2 separate regions of the Homo sapiens genome follow, and region 2 is linked to region 1. Evidence: chromatin loops called from intact Hi-C (ENCODE). Cell type or tissue: mammary epithelial cell. All regions are shown on one strand. Links, peaks and the distances in the headings refer to the core of each region. The heading gives the core; the rest is flanking DNA. Region 1 holds the start of HLA-A (major histocompatibility complex, class I, A). Region 2 holds the start of HCG4 (HLA complex group 4).

Region 1 (8,331 bases), core at 285-8,284:
TGACTGTAAGTTTCCTGGGGCAGCCTCCTCAGTCATGCAGAACTGTGGGTCAATTAAACCTCTTTCCTTTATAAATTACCCAGTCTCAGGTATTTCTTTATAGCAGTGTGAGAATGGACTAATACAACTTCTAACTTATAGAATAGTGCCAACATAACAGTTTGTGACTCTGGGTGTAGAACATAAAACTAACTGCGGCTTCCACCTTCTCTCTCTCTGAATCTGGGATCATGAGCTCTGGGGGAAGCCAGCCGCTGTGCCATAAGCAGCCCTGCAGGAAGGTCCACATGACTGAGAACTGAGGCCTTCTGGGAACAGACAACAAGGAACCAGGCCTTTTCCAACAGCCATGTGACTGATCCATGTTTCTTGTGAATTCCCAGCCCCAGCGAAGCCCTCAGATGCTGCGGCCCCTGGCTGACAACTGGAGTGCAACCTTGTGAGAGGCCCTGAGCAGGAAGCACTCAGGGAAACCTCTCCTGGATTCCTGACGATTGGAAACTGTGGGAGATGAGAAACATTTGTTGTTTCGAGCTAAGTTTTACGTAATTTGTTATGCAACAGTAAATAATATATTTTCACAAGAGAGGATGTATTATTACACATCAAATTGCATTTGCTCTAAATGTGTCATCATCATCATTATTATTTTTGAGACAGGGTCTTGCTCTGTCACCCAGGCTGGAATGCAGTGGCATGATCACCATGCACTGCAGTGTCGAACGCCTGGGGTCAAGGGACTCTCTGACCTCAGCCTCCTGAGTAGCTGCGACTACCATCATGAACTACCATGCCTGGCTAATTTTCTAATTTTTTGTATAGATGGAGGTTTTGCCCAGGCTGATCTTGAACTTCTGGAGTCAACAAATCTCCATTCCTCTGCCTTCCACAGTGCTAGGATGACAGATGTGAGCCACCACACCTGGCCTAAATTAATTATAAGATATTAAACATGTAACTTAGTTTTAAAAAGTAAGGACAATTTCCATGGCTGAAGAGGATGTATTTTATGACCATTCACAATGATCACGTTACTTGAACTTCACTTTCCAACTGTGTCCCAATTAAACACAAAAGGAAGATCCAACCCTTGCTAGGCTGATTCTATGATGGCCTCAACAAGCAGCTCCTGGTCATTCACCTTCCTCCAGTTATTCAACCAACTCTAATGTAGGTGCTGCTGTGAAGGGATTTAGCAGATATAATTAAGGGTCTCAATTAGTTGACTTTATGCTGGGTTTATCCTGCTTGGACTGTCCTAATCAGGTGAGTCCTTGAAAGGACTGGGTTCTTCATGAGCATAGAGACTTACAGTGTGAAAGGGACTCAGCATGAGGGGTTTCCTCCACCATGGGCTTTGAAAAGGAAGGGGCTATGGGCCGGGCGCGGTGGCTCACGCCTGTAATCCCGACACTTTGGGAGGCCGAGGCGGGCGGATCATGAGGTCAGGAGGTCGAGACAATCCTGGCTAACAAGGTGAAACCCTGTCTCTACTAAGAAAAAAAAAATTAGAGCATAGTGGTGGGCGCCTGTAGTCCCAGCTACTTGGGACTGAGACAGGAGAATGGTGTGAACCCAGGAGGCGGAGCTTGTAGTGAGCAGAGATCATTGGGCCACTGTACCCCAGCCTGGGCTACAGAGCCAGACTCCGTCTCAAAAAAAAAAAAAAAAAGAAAAATTAAGGGGCTGTGTAGGAAAGAACGCTGGTGAGCACCGGGAATTGAGCCCCTCCCAGTTCTCTACATTGACAGCTAGCCAGGAACAGGGACCTCAGTCTTACAACTGCAAGAAACTGCATTCTGCCACCTCTGTATAAACCCGAAGGAGGATTCAAAATGAAAACACAGCTTTTGGAAGCCCAGAATGGAGATTCTATCCACATCTTGCCCAGATTTCTGACCAAGGAACTATAAGCAGATAAATGTGTGTTGTTTTGCCAGGCATGGTAGTGTGCGAATGAATTGATGAATTGATATACACACTAGTTGCATAAAATAAAATCTTTCTGAACTTTTTCAGTGTTTTACAGTTTATAATTATCTGTGATGCAATTTAATACACTCATATTTCATTCATTAAGTCAACAAAAATTAACTTAGTCCCTACAATGAACGAGGTATCCCCTCATATGCTCAAGTGCCTGACACTCCAGAAGCTTCACAAGACCGAGGTGGAGACACTGGAGTGTTTTAAGTGGAGAAATGACACACTCCGACTCACAGGAGCAGGGCCACTGTGAAAAGAACAGTTACGTAGCAGGTCATGGGACAGTGCTAGTGTCACAATTCATGAGTGACAGTGTGGTGGGAACTAAGGGGAGAGGAGGGCCTGAAGGATGAGAAGGATGGAGGGAAGGGCTGGAGAAGCAGGAGGTGAGGAAAAGGAGCAGAGGAAAGAATTTGAAAGCAGCAGAATTCTTAGGTTTAAAGACATTGTTTTATGGATTTTAATACATCAATCTACAGAGCCTAGGAGGGTGTCCTTGGCAGTTGTCTTTTAATACCTCATGTGGGTCTGCCTAAAAACTATTTTTTATGTTAATCAGGTTTAAAAATTACTAAGTGTTCCTATAAAATATACACAACACTTAGAAGTGGATACTTCCTAAAAACAGGCAGTGCATGAGCACTAGTGAGGGGCATTGTGACTGCCTTGAACAGTTGCAACTTTGAGGTGAATAAAGCCTGTAATGGCTTCTGGTTGCAACATATAGGAACACAGTGGCTACTTTGTATTGAGGAGATGTCGTGGACTCACACAGAAACTCAGAGCTAAGGAATGATGGCAAATTTAAAGTAAGACAAGCAGGAGTCACAGATACATTGTCTGGGAAAGTGCAACTTAGTAGCTTTGTGAGTCCTGTTGTAATGCTTTTGGACACATTTATACATTAAGGGGCCAAAGTCACATTTTTTACCTATTAGATTCCTGATCATTCAGGGGTTACCAAGATTCTGCTACCCACTGTAGTTAATAAACAAAGAGCAAATTGGTCTCTATTCTGTCTCATGCACTCAGGCACAACTTTTCCGGATTAAAAACAAAAACAACAACAACAAAAATCTACACCTCCATTCCCAGATCAAGCTTACTCTCTGGCACCAAACTCCATGGGGTGATTTTTCTTCTAGAAGAGTCCAGGTGGACAGGTAAGGAGTGGGAGTCAGGGAGTCCAGTTCAGGGACAGAGATAATGGGATGAAAAGTGAAAGGAGAGGGACGGGGCCCATGCCGAGGGTTTCTCCCTTGTTTCTCAGACAGCTCCTGGGCCAAGACTCAGGGAGACATTGAGACAGAGCGCTTCGCACAGGAGCAGAGGGGTCAGGGCGAAGTCCCAGGGCCCCAGGCGTGGCTCTCAGAGTCTCAGGCCCCGAAGGCGGTGTATGGATTGGGGAGTCCCAGCCTTGGGGATTCCCCAACTCCGCAGTTTCTTTTCTCCCTCTCCCAACCTACGTAGGGTCCTTCATCCTGGATACTCACGACGCGGACCCAGTTCTCACTCCCATTGGGTGTCGGGTTTCCAGAGAAGCCAATCAGTGTCGTCGCGGTCGCTGTTCTAAAGCCCGCACGCACCCACCGGGACTCAGATTCTCCCCAGACGCCGAGGATGGCCGTCATGGCGCCCCGAACCCTCCTCCTGCTACTCTCGGGGGCCCTGGCCCTGACCCAGACCTGGGCGGGTGAGTGCGGGGTCGGGAGGGAAACCGCCTCTGCGGGGAGAAGCAAGGGGCCCTCCTGGCGGGGGCGCAGGACCGGGGGAGCCGCGCCGGGACGAGGGTCGGGCAGGTCTCAGCCACTGCTCGCCCCCAGGCTCCCACTCCATGAGGTATTTCTTCACATCCGTGTCCCGGCCCGGCCGCGGGGAGCCCCGCTTCATCGCCGTGGGCTACGTGGACGACACGCAGTTCGTGCGGTTCGACAGCGACGCCGCGAGCCAGAGGATGGAGCCGCGGGCGCCGTGGATAGAGCAGGAGGGGCCGGAGTATTGGGACCAGGAGACACGGAATGTGAAGGCCCAGTCACAGACTGACCGAGTGGACCTGGGGACCCTGCGCGGCTACTACAACCAGAGCGAGGCCGGTGAGTGACCCCGGCCGGGGGCGCAGGTCAGGACCCCTCATCCCCCACGGACGGGCCAGGTCGCCCACAGTCTCCGGGTCCGAGATCCACCCCGAAGCCGCGGGACCCCGAGACCCTTGCCCCGGGAGAGGCCCAGGCGCCTTTACCCGGTTTCATTTTCAGTTTAGGCCAAAAATCCCCCCGGGTTGGTCGGGGCTGGGCGGGGCTCGGGGGACTGGGCTGACCGCGGGGTCGGGGCCAGGTTCTCACACCATCCAGATAATGTATGGCTGCGACGTGGGGTCGGACGGGCGCTTCCTCCGCGGGTACCGGCAGGACGCCTACGACGGCAAGGATTACATCGCCCTGAACGAGGACCTGCGCTCTTGGACCGCGGCGGACATGGCGGCTCAGATCACCAAGCGCAAGTGGGAGGCGGCCCATGAGGCGGAGCAGTTGAGAGCCTACCTGGATGGCACGTGCGTGGAGTGGCTCCGCAGATACCTGGAGAACGGGAAGGAGACGCTGCAGCGCACGGGTACCAGGGGCCACGGGGCGCCTCCCTGATCGCCTGTAGATCTCCCGGGCTGGCCTCCCACAAGGAGGGGAGACAATTGGGACCAACACTAGAATATCACCCTCCCTCTGGTCCTGAGGGAGAGGAATCCTCCTGGGTTCCAGATCCTGTACCAGAGAGTGACTCTGAGGTTCCGCCCTGCTCTCTGACACAATTAAGGGATAAAATCTCTGAAGGAGTGACGGGAAGACGATCCCTCGAATACTGATGAGTGGTTCCCTTTGACACCGGCAGCAGCCTTGGGCCCGTGACTTTTCCTCTCAGGCCTTGTTCTCTGCTTCACACTCAATGTGTGTGGGGGTCTGAGTCCAGCACTTCTGAGTCCCTCAGCCTCCACTCAGGTCAGGACCAGAAGTCGCTGTTCCCTTCTCAGGGAATAGAAGATTATCCCAGGTGCCTGTGTCCAGGCTGGTGTCTGGGTTCTGTGCTCTCTTCCCCATCCCGGGTGTCCTGTCCATTCTCAAGATGGCCACATGCGTGCTGGTGGAGTGTCCCATGACAGATGCAAAATGCCTGAATTTTCTGACTCTTCCCGTCAGACCCCCCCAAGACACATATGACCCACCACCCCATCTCTGACCATGAGGCCACCCTGAGGTGCTGGGCCCTGGGCTTCTACCCTGCGGAGATCACACTGACCTGGCAGCGGGATGGGGAGGACCAGACCCAGGACACGGAGCTCGTGGAGACCAGGCCTGCAGGGGATGGAACCTTCCAGAAGTGGGCGGCTGTGGTGGTGCCTTCTGGAGAGGAGCAGAGATACACCTGCCATGTGCAGCATGAGGGTCTGCCCAAGCCCCTCACCCTGAGATGGGGTAAGGAGGGAGATGGGGGTGTCATGTCTCTTAGGGAAAGCAGGAGCCTCTCTGGAGACCTTTAGCAGGGTCAGGGCCCCTCACCTTCCCCTCTTTTCCCAGAGCTGTCTTCCCAGCCCACCATCCCCATCGTGGGCATCATTGCTGGCCTGGTTCTCCTTGGAGCTGTGATCACTGGAGCTGTGGTCGCTGCCGTGATGTGGAGGAGGAAGAGCTCAGGTGGAGAAGGGGTGAAGGGTGGGGTCTGAGATTTCTTGTCTCACTGAGGGTTCCAAGCCCCAGCTAGAAATGTGCCCTGTCTCATTACTGGGAAGCACCGTCCACAATCATGGGCCTACCCAGTCTGGGCCCTGTGTGCCAGCACTTACTCTTTTGTAAAGCACCTGTTAAAATGAAGGACAGATTTATCACCTTGATTACGGCGGTGATGGGACCTGATCCCAGCAGTCACAAGTCACAGGGGAAGGTCCCTGAGGACAGACCTCAGGAGGGCTATTGGTCCAGGACCCACACCTGCTTTCTTCATGTTTCCTGATCCCGCCCTGGGTCTGCAGTCACACATTTCTGGAAACTTCTCTGGGGTCCAAGACTAGGAGGTTCCTCTAGGACCTTAAGGCCCTGGCTCCTTTCTGGTATCTCACAGGACATTTTCTTCTCACAGATAGAAAAGGAGGGAGTTACACTCAGGCTGCAAGTAAGTATGAAGGAGGCTGATGCCTGAGGTCCTTGGGATATTGTGTTTGGGAGCCCATGGGGGAGCCCACCCACCTCACAATTCCTCCTCTAGCCACATCTTCTGTGGGATCTGACCAGGTTCTGTTTTTGTTCTACCCCAGGCAGTGACAGTGCCCAGGGCTCTGATGTGTCCCTCACAGCTTGTAAAGGTGAGAGCTTGGAGGACCTAATGTGTGTTGGGTGTTGGGCGGAACAGTGGACACAGCTGTGCTATGGGGTTTCTTTGCATTGGATGTATTGAGCATGCGATGGGCTGTTTAAGGTGTGACCCCTCACTGTGATGGATATGAATTTGTTCATGAATATTTTTTTCTATAGTGTGAGACAGCTGCCTTGTGTGGGACTGAGAGGCAAGAGTTGTTCCTGCCCTTCCCTTTGTGACTTGAAGAACCCTGACTTTGTTTCTGCAAAGGCACCTGCATGTGTCTGTGTTCGTGTAGGCATAATGTGAGGAGGTGGGGAGACCACCCCACCCCCATGTCCACCATGACCCTCTTCCCACGCTGACCTGTGCTCCCTCCCCAATCATCTTTCCTGTTCCAGAGAGGTGGGGCTGAGGTGTCTCCATCTCTGTCTCAACTTCATGGTGCACTGAGCTGTAACTTCTTCCTTCCCTATTAAAATTAGAACCTTAGTATAAATTTACTTTCTCAAATTCTTGCCATGAGAGGTTGATGAGTTAATTAAAGGAGAAGATTCCTAAAATTTGAGAGACAAAATAAATGGAAGACATGAGAACCTTCCAGAGTCCACGTGTTTCTTGTGCTGATTTGTTGCAGGGGAGGAGAGTAGATGGGGCTGTGCCCAGTTTCTGTTCTGGCCACCATGGGCTTTATGTGGTCACAGCTCACCTGGGTCATCTTTGCTGCTCCATTGTCCTTGGCCCTTCAGTAGAACCTTGTCCCACCAAGACCTGTGATCACAGGGAGTTGGATGTCACCTAGGGTGGTCCCTGCATACAAATCTCCTTGTGGTATCAAGAGACAAATTTTCAGACCTGTCCAGGTCTTGCCTTCCTCCCAGGGCTTTTTCCTTAATGGTATTTTCGATTTTTCTCCAATCTTTTTAAAGGAACCAGATTGTGACATTTGCAGAGAGGAGGGGTCCCATAGTTTCTCATCATGGTTAACTTTCTGTTGGAACTCCTCTTCTGCCCTCCTACTCTTCTTCCTGCTCTGAGTTGTAGTAATCCTAGTGCTGGCTCCAATCCAAACTCATAGATTTATAAAGCAGAGTCTAATTTAGATTCATATGTGGTTGGAAAATTGTACCCATAAGGCTAGGGTTATTGTTCCTGAAGAGAAATATATGGTTTTGTGCTGAAGTGTGCAGGAGGGTTGGTGTGGGAGGAGGGAGGACATACAAGCAGCCCTGGTGAGAAAAGCACTGGCGGCATGGATGTCCACGTGAACTTATGTTCTTTAGCTGCCACAAAACAGCATTTGCCCTGTGGCTACATTAATAAAGATATGGGCTTTAGAATAGGGAGGTGCTCTACAGTGATCATTCATTCAACTGACATTTGTTGTCTGCTAGGGATATGACTGCTTTTGCATTTAGAAAGCATCCTTAAAGTAAAAACAGAAAAATGTCTGGGGTTATGGTGCATACGTTCTAGATGCAGGCTTGTCCAACCCGCGGCTCGTGGGCTGCATGTGGCCCAGGACAATTTTGAATGTGAGGACTTTTTTGCTTATCTGTGGTGAACCTGAGTCCTGGAGTGAGTGCACCCACCTCCCTCAGGGTCAGGAGTGAATGCTTTAGGAACCCTCCTTTTCAGTGACCTGCAAAAGATAGAGGGCACATTTACTGTGATAACCCAGAGTATCAGCCAAGGGGGCTTGACCTTCAAGGAGTTGTGGGGAAGGTTAATAAAGGGTGGTGTCCCAGGGTCAGAAAAGATGGGCAGACAGCAAGGGCACTGCTTGATATCTATGATAAGCATGTGGAATTGAGGAGCAAGCTTCAGATTCAGAATCCAGTGACTAAGGACATATCTATATCCCTAAGAGAAAGAACCTTGGGACACGATGATGGTTATATGCTGGGACAATTCCATCAGCCCTTCTGCAAAGGAGCCTATAGCCATTTAATCAGGAGATGGGATAAGTATTAACATTGGGTGTGAGCTGACATTGCTGCCCAG
Region 2 (8,331 bases), core at 97-8,096, 150 kb before region 1:
AAAAAGAAACTATCAGAGTGAACAGACACCCTACAGAATGGGAGAAAATTTTTGCAATCTATCTATCTTACAAAGGTCTAATATTCAGAATCTATAAAGAACTTAAGCAAATTTACATGAAAAAAACTTCATTAAAAAGTGAACAAAGGACATGAAGAGACATTTCACAAAATAAGATGTACATGTGGCCAAAAAAACATGAAAAAAAGCTCAACATCACTGATTACAGAAATGCAAATCAAAACCACAAATGAGATACCATCTAATGCCAGTCAGAATGGCAATTATTTAAAACTACATAAACACCAGATGCTGGCGAGGTTGTGGAGAAATAGGAAGGCTTTTACACTGTTGCTGGAAATGTAAATTGGTTGAACCATTGTGGAAGACAGTTTGGTGATTCCTCAAAGATTTAGAACCAGAAATACCATTTGACCCAGCAATCCCATTACAGGGTATACATCCAAAGGAAAATAAATCACTCTATTATAAAGATACATGCATGTGTATGCTTATTGCAGCACTATCCACAATAGCAAAGACATGGAATCAGCCCAAATGCCCATCAATGATGTACTGCATTAAGAAAATATGGTACATATACACCATGGAATATTATGCAGCCACAAAAAGGAATGAGATTCAGTCTTTTGCAGGGATATGGATGAAGCTGGAAGCCATCCTCAGCAAACTAACACAGGAACAGAAAGCCAAACACCACATGTTCTCACTTATAATTGGGAGATGAGCAATGAGAACACATGGACACAAGGAGAGGAACATCACACACTGGTGCCTGCTGGGGGAGGGCAGTGGTGGGAGGAGTATTAGGAAAAAATAGCTAATGCATGCCAGGGTTAATACATAGGTGATGGTTTGATAGGTGCAGCAAACCACCATGGCACACATTTACCTATGTAACAAACCTGCGCATCCTGCACACATAACCTGGAACTTAAAATTAAATTAAATTAAAAGACAAGCTAAAAGGGTTAACGAAAAATAATTAGATAAAAAAATTTTGATTTTCAAAATCCTGAAACAAGAGTTTTAAATTTGCTTTTAATATATATTCAAATCCTTTAATACTGTTCCCTTCCAGAGATGCTGCTTAATTTCCTCTCTTGAGTGTGGCTGGGACTTAATGATGCATTTCTGATATGGTCTGGCTCTGAGTTCCCACCAAATTCTCATCTTGAATTGTCATGCAAATTGTAATCCCTATGTATCGGGGGAGGGACCTCCTGGGAGGTGATTGGATCACGGGTATGGTACCCCCATGCTGCTCTTATGATGCTGAGGGAATTCTCATGAGATCTGATGGTTTTATGAGGTATTTTTCCCCACTTCGATCTGCAATTCTCTCTCCTGCCACCATGTGAAGAAGGACGTGTTTGCCTCCACTTCTGCCATGATTGTAAGTTTCATGGGGCAGCCTTCTCAGCAATGCAGAACTATGAGTCAATTAAACCTCTTTCCTTTATAAATTACCCAGTCTCAGGTATTTCTTTATAGCAATGTGAGAACGGACTAATACAACTTCTAACTGGTAATGCTGACATAAGAGTTTGTGACTCTGGGTGTAGAACATAAAACTCACTGCAGCCTCCCCCTTCTCTCTCAATGTCTCTGGAATCATGAGCTCTGGGGGAAGCCACCTGCTGTGCCATAAGCAGCCCTGAAGGAAGGTCCATGTGGCTGAGAACTGGGGCCTTCTGGGAACAGAAAACAAGGAACTAGGGCTTTTCCAACAGCCATGTGACCCATCCATGTTTCATGTGAATCCTCAGTCCCAGTGAAGCACTCAGATGATGCAGGCCTAGGCTGACAACTGGACTGCAACCTTGTGAGAGGCCCTGAGCAAGAAGCACTCAGGGAAACCTCTCCTGGATTCCTGACCATTGGAACCTGCGGGAGATGATGAATATTTGCCATTTTGAGCTGCTAAGTTTTACATAATTTGTTATGCAATAGTAAATAACTAACACATTTTCACAAAAGAGGATGTAGTATTACACATTAATTTGCATTTGCTCTAAATTTATCATTATTATTAATATTATTGTTATTGAGACAGGGTCTCGCTCTGTCGCCCAGGCTGGAGTGCAGTGGCATGATCACCATGCACTGCAGTGTCGACTTCCTGGGCTCAAGGGACCCTCTTATCTCAGCGTCCTGAGTAACTGGGACTACAGGCATGAAGCACCACGCCTGGCTAATTTTCTAAATTTTTTTGTAGAGATGGGGGTTTCTCCATGTTGCCCAGGCTGATCTTCAACATCTGGAGTCAACAAATCTGCCTTCCTCTGCCTTCCACGGTGCTAGAATCACAGGTGTGAGCCACCACACCTGGCCTAAATTAATTATAAGACATTACACATGTAACTTAGTTTTAAAAGGTAAGGAGAATGTCCATGGCTGAAGAGGATGCATTTTATTACCATTCACAATGATCACTTTACTTGAACTTCAATTTCCAACTGTGTCCAAATTAAACACAAAAGGAAGATCCAACCCTTGCTGGGCTGATTCTTTGATGGCCCCCAACAGCCACCTCCCGGTCATTCACTTTCCCCCAGTTATTCAAGCAACTCTAGTGTAGATGCTGCTGTGAAGGGATTTAGCAGATATAACTAAGGGCCTCAATTAGTTGACTTTAGGCTGGGTTTATCCTGCTTTGACTGTCCTAATAAGGTGAGTCCTTGAAAGGTCTGTGTTCTTTCTGAGCATAGAGATTTGCAGTGTGAGAGGGATTCAGCATGAGGGGTTTCCTCTACCGTGGGCTTTGAAAATGAAGAGGCTGTGTAGGAAAGAACACTGTTAGGCACCAGGAATTGAGCACAACCCTGCCTATTCTCTGTATTGACAGCCAGCAAGGAACAGAAACCTCAGTCTTACAACTGCCAGAAACTGCATTCTGCCACCTCTGTATAAGCCTGAAGGAGGATTCAAAATGAAAACACAGCTTTTGGAAGCCCAGAACAGGGATTCTATCCACATCTTGCCCAGATTTCTGACCAAGGAAGTATAAGCAGATAAATGGGTGTTGTTTTGCCAGTCGTGGTAGTGCACGAATGAATTGATGAATTGATATGCACACTAATTACATAAAATAAAATATTTCTTAACTTTTTCAGTATTTTACATTTTATAATTTTCTGTGATGCAATTTAATAGACTCATATTTCATTCATTCAGTCAAGAAAAATTAATTTAATCCCTACAATGAACCAGGTGTGCCCTCATATGCTTACGTGCCTGACATTCCAGAAGCTTCACAAGACCAAGGTGGAGCCAGTGGAATGTTTTAGGTGGAGAAATGACACACTCTGACTCACAGGAGCAGGACCACTGTGCAGAGAACAGTCACGTAGCAGGTAATGGGACAGTGCTAGTGTCACAAATAAGGAGTGACAAGGTGGTGGGGACTAAGGGGAGAGGAGGGCCTGAGGCATGAGAGGAATGGAGGGAAGGGCTGGAGATGCAGGAGGTGAGGAAATGGAGCAGAGGGAAAGAATTCGAAAGCAGCAGAACTCAGGTTTAAACACATTGTTTTATATATTTTAATACATCAATCTACAGAGCCTTGCAGGGTGATCTTTGCAGTTGGCCTTTAATACCTTATGTGGGTCTGCCTAAAAACTAATTTTTTTATGTTAATCAGGTTTAAAAAATACTAAGTGTTCATATAAAATATACACAACACTTAGAAGTGGATACTTCCTAAAAACAGGCAGTGCATGAGCACTGGTGAGGGGCATTGTGACTGCATTGAGTGCTTGCCACTGTGAGATGAATAAAGTCCGTACTGGCTCCTGGTTACAACATATAGTAACACAGTGGCTACCTTGTATTAGGAGATGTCCTGGACTCACACAGAAACTCAGGGCTATGGAATGAAGGTAAATTTAAAATACTACAAGCGGGAGTCACAGATACATTGTCTGGGAAAGTGAAACTTAGGAGCTTTGTGATTCCTGTTGTAATGCTTTTAGACACATTTATATGTCAAGGGACCAAAGTCACATTTTTGGCCGATTAGATTCCTGATCATTAGGAGTTACCAAGATTCTGCTACCCACTGTAGTTAATAAACAAAAAGCAAACTGGTCTCTATTCTATCTCATGCACTCAGGCACAACTTTTCCAGATTTAAAAAACAAACAAACAACAACAACAAAAAACCCTGTCTCTACACCTCCATTCCCAGGGCAAGCTCACTCTCTGGCAACAAGCTCCCTGGGGTGATTTTTCTTCTAGAAGAGTCCACGGGGACAGGTAAGGAGTAGGAGGCAGGGAGTCCAGTTCTGGGACGGGGATTCCGTGATGCAAAGTGAAGAGAGAGGGACGGGGCCCATTCCGAGGGTTTCTCCCTGGTTTCTCAGACAGCTCCTGGGCCAAGACTCAGGGAAACATTGAGACAGAGCGCTTGGCACAGAAGTAGCGGGGTCAGGGCGAAGTCCCAGGGCCTCAGGCGTGGCTCTCAGGATCTCAGGCCCCAAAGGCGGTGTATGGATTGGGGAGGCCCAGCGCTGGGCATTCCCCATCTTTGCAGGGTTTCTCTTCTCCCTCTCCCAACCTGTGTCGGGTCCTTCTTCCTGGGTACTCACCGGGCTGCCCCAGTTCTCACTCCCATTGAGTGTCGGGTTTCTAGAGAAGCCAATCAATGTAGCCGCGGTCCCGGTTCTAAAGTTCCCACGCACCCACCGGGACTCCGATTCTTCCCAGTCGCCGAGGATGGTGTCATGGCGCCCCGAACCCTGCTTCTGCTGCTCTCGGGGGCCCTGGTCCTGACCCAGACCTGGGCAGGTGAGTGCGGGGTCGGGAGGGAAACGGCGTCTGTGGGGAGTAGCTAGGGGCCTGCCCGGCGGGGGCGCAGGAACCCGGTTGCGGTGCCGGGAGGAGGGTCGGGAGGGTCTCAGCCCCCTCCTTGCTCCCAGGCTTCCACTCCTTGAGGTATTTCCACACCACCATGTCCCGGCCCGGCCGCGCGGATCCCCGCTTCCTCTCCGTGGGCGACGTGGACGACACGCAGTGCGTGCGGCTCGACAGCGACGCCACGAGTCCCAGGATGGAGCCGCGGGCGCCGTGGATGGAGCAGGAGGGGCCGGAATATTGGGAAGAGGAGACAGGGACCGCCAAGGCCAAAGCACAGTTTTACCGAGTGAACCTGCGGACCCTGAGCGGCTACTACAACCAGAGTGAGGCCTGTGAGTGACACCGGCCGGGGGCGCAGGTCACTACCCCTCCACATCCCCCACGGACCGCCCGGGTCTCCCCGAGTCTCTGGGTCCGAGATCCACGCCGAGGCAGCGGGACCTGGAGACCCTTGACCCGGGAGAGGCCCAGGAGCCGTTACCCGGTTTCATTTTCAGCCAAAATCCCCGCAGGTTGGTCCTGGCGAGGGCGGGGCTCGGTGGGCGGGGCTGGCCGCGGGGGCGGGGCCAGGGTCTCACACCCATCTAGAGGATGTCTGTCTGCGACGTGGGGTCGGACGGGCGCCTACTCCGCGGGTATCACCAGCTTGCTTACGATGGCAAGGATTACATCGTCCTGAACGAGGACCTGTGCTCCTTGACAGCCGCAGACACGGCGGCTCAGATCACCCAGCTCAAGTGGGAGGCGGCCCGGGGGGCGGAGGTTCATCCTCACAGGGATAGGCACCTATTAGATGTGGTGTGGTTTTCCTCTCTACTCTTAGACCCTCAGCCAGTATCACTATTGGCATTCCTGAGCCACTGGCTCAGAATTTCAGTACATTATCTGCCCGCGGGACACACCTCAGAGGAAAGGGGATGAAGCGTGGTCCATGACCATGGCACCCCCTGGTCTTATCACCACCTGCACCTCCCAGGGGCTGCCAGCCACACAGAGTCATGGACAGGTCTCTACAGACACAACTTAGTGCCAGCTTGGATGAAACCCTCTGAGGAATGGGTGCCATCTTTCAGGATGTGGTGCATGTATTGAATCAAAGATGTCTCTATAGTGCTGTGTTTACAGAAGGAAGAATACGTGGGTCCAAAAACCAAGAAGTAGAAGCAGGTGTGGCTCCATATCTAAACCCTTATATTCACCTTCAGGGTGATTTTGCACTTCTCATCTCCAATATCTGGGCTCTGTAGGGGAGGAGGTCCTGGTTTCCCAAAGGGGGCACCCTGGCAAGGAGACATTTAAATGAGAGTCCATGGAAATATACATTATGGCTGCCCCCAGGGATGTTTGAATAGTATGTGTCCAGATACAAGCAGGTGAGAAGAGGAGGAGGCAGGGCTGCTATCACACAAGGAGGGCAGGAGATGTGTGTGTGGAAATAAGAGATCCACTTGGAGACCTTATGGTTCCCCTTGTCCTGTTGTAAGTGTGAGCAGAATCATCCAGCAACCCAGCCTGAGAGGGTTTCATATTCAAGAGCCCAGAACCCTCAGGAAGGAAGGATTGAGTGATACTCACAGGTAATGTCCCAAGGCTGTGCTCCTGTGCTCTGACATCCTCAGCAGGATTGGTGCAAAGCCCTGCTTCCCATGGGCTGTTCCCAGCCAGTGACTGGTCACAGCAGGCATTAAGGCAAGCCATTCCTGGGAGACACGGGACTCCTCTGATGGCTAACTGTAGCTGGAAGACTCCTCCACGGCCTTGCTCAACTCTCCTTAGATTGCCTGTGCTCTAGGATGCGTCAAACAAACTTTCTCTCCTTCTGTCCAGCACTTGGGGTCACACTTGCATCGTGGTCTGCCGCCTTTTCTCAGGGATTTCTGGCTCACTTCCCATATTCCCTTACGGGTGTGTCCCCTTATAAGATGTCGCAGACTTTAAGCTCATCTTGGCATCTGCTCCTTGAAGGACTTGGACTAAAAATTATTTCCATCTGCATATCAATAACTCTTATTCCAACCTGTAAAATCCTTCTCTTTATCCAACTTCTGCCACCCCCACAGAATCTATTTTACTTGTGTGTGTAGTATCTCTTTGAGTTAACAGATATTTGTTCTATTAAGCTACTAAATTTTGAGGTAGTTTGTGACACAGCACTTGATAACTATTAAGGCTTTCTTAAGTTTCCATTATTCCATGGATATTATCTACATATCTTTTAATCCCTTGCATTTTAATAACATTAGCTATACTTGCTGTTTCCAACTCTTTCCTCCTATTTTTGAACATTTTAAATTTTGTCTTTCTCTGTCCTTCCTTCCTTCTTTCCTCCTTTCCTCCCTCAGAGCTTTCTCCCTCCCTCCATTTTTTTCATAAACTCCAAGTGTTTAGGCCAAAAGGAAGCATTATTTGAACTTTATGCTAAAAGTATAATGCCGTAATTTATAATATAAAAGTAAAGAAAAGGAAGTTGTTAATGGAATATGAAAAAATGCCTAGGGTGATTCTATAGCCAAGACAGTACCTTTTAACATTTAATTTCTGCCTCCAACTGAATGTTTTCAGAACACATGAGCAACACAAGCTCTTTCCCATTCTTGGTACAAGCACTTGAGAAATCAAATTAGCCTTATCTAGTATGATTAATGTCCATACATCATATAATCCCACCATCTGCCTCCTGATCATACCCCCTGGGGACATTCTTGGCTATGTGTCCAGGAGACATGTACACCAATGTTTATGGCAAAAACTGGAAACAATCACATATACATCAATGGGAATTAACAAAATAGTCGTATAATAATAAAAAGTAAAACTTCAGCAGCAACAGTGAATGAACAGCACCCTCCCACATCAGAGATAACTCTCCTACACATAACATGCATCAGCATCACAGAAGAATGCACATTGTGTGAGTTCTCTGTACGGGGAAGTTAAAAAAAGCAGGTCAAACTGTGATTTGGATATATATATATATACTTATTGTAAAAATCTTTAGAGACAATGAAAAGGAATAGTAAATACAAGACTCAAGATAGAAGTTCCTTTTGGGGAATAGAATTGGACAACAGCCGAGGGTGGCTTCATAGGTTTTGTTTTTTATGCCAGGAGGGGATGTCCAGGTAGTTAAGTTACTTGATCATAAATCTTTCTTTCTTTCTTTCCTTCCTTCCTTCCTTCCTTCCTTCCTTCCTTCCTTCCTTCCTTCCTTCTTTCCTTCTTTTCTTTCTTTCTTTCTTTCTCTTTCTTTCTTTCTTTCTTTCTTTCTTTCTTTCTTTCTTTCTTTCTTTCTTTCTTTCTTTCTTTCTTTCTTTCTTTCTTTCTTTCTTTCTTTCTTTCTTTCTTTCTTTCTTTCTTTCTTTCTTTCTTTCTTTCTTTCTTTTCGAGATGGAGTCTCCCTCTTGTTGCCCAGGCTGGAGTGCAGTGGCATGATCTCAGTTCACTGCAACCTCC

The links. A loop is a pair of places that touch in the nucleus more often than their neighbours do. Peaks named below come from ENCODE experiments on the same cell type or tissue, not always from the same donor. Only the 100,000 strongest peaks of a DNase experiment are listed, where the experiment ranks them.
Region 2: a loop joins it to region 1, with 15 times the contacts of the local background. A loop is called at or near these places in 17 of 110 quality-filtered maps.

What each region holds. Positions count from the first base shown.
Region 1 is chr6:29,938,948-29,947,278 of GRCh38, forward strand. HLA-A (major histocompatibility complex, class I, A) reads left to right here and starts at 3,585. Exons shown (of 8, transcript NM_002116.8): 1 at 3,585-3,679; 2 at 3,810-4,079; 3 at 4,321-4,596; 4 at 5,175-5,450; 5 at 5,553-5,669; 6 at 6,112-6,144; 7 at 6,287-6,334; 8 at 6,504-6,923. The coding sequence starts at 3,607. The coding sequence ends at 6,508. It overlaps LOC124901298 (a long non-coding RNA gene), which reads right to left and starts at 6,646. Exons shown (of 3, transcript XR_007059541.1): 1 at 5,834-6,646. It also overlaps the pseudogene HCG4P5. In mammary epithelial cell, for the core only: a CTCF peak has its summit at 3,924 (motif pointing right); DNase peaks (open chromatin) are centred at 2,244, 2,754 and 3,484; H3K4me3 peaks cover 1,988 bases; H3K27ac peaks cover 2,214 bases.
Region 2 is chr6:29,787,497-29,795,827 of GRCh38, forward strand. HCG4 (HLA complex group 4) reads right to left here and starts at 5,577. Exons shown (of 1, transcript NR_002139.2): 1 at 3,535-5,577. It also overlaps the pseudogene HLA-V. RefSeq lists an enhancer at 2,725-3,924. In mammary epithelial cell, for the core only: a CTCF peak has its summit at 5,052; DNase peaks (open chromatin) are centred at 3,325, 3,865 and 4,515; H3K4me3 peaks cover 2,465 bases; H3K27ac peaks cover 3,667 bases.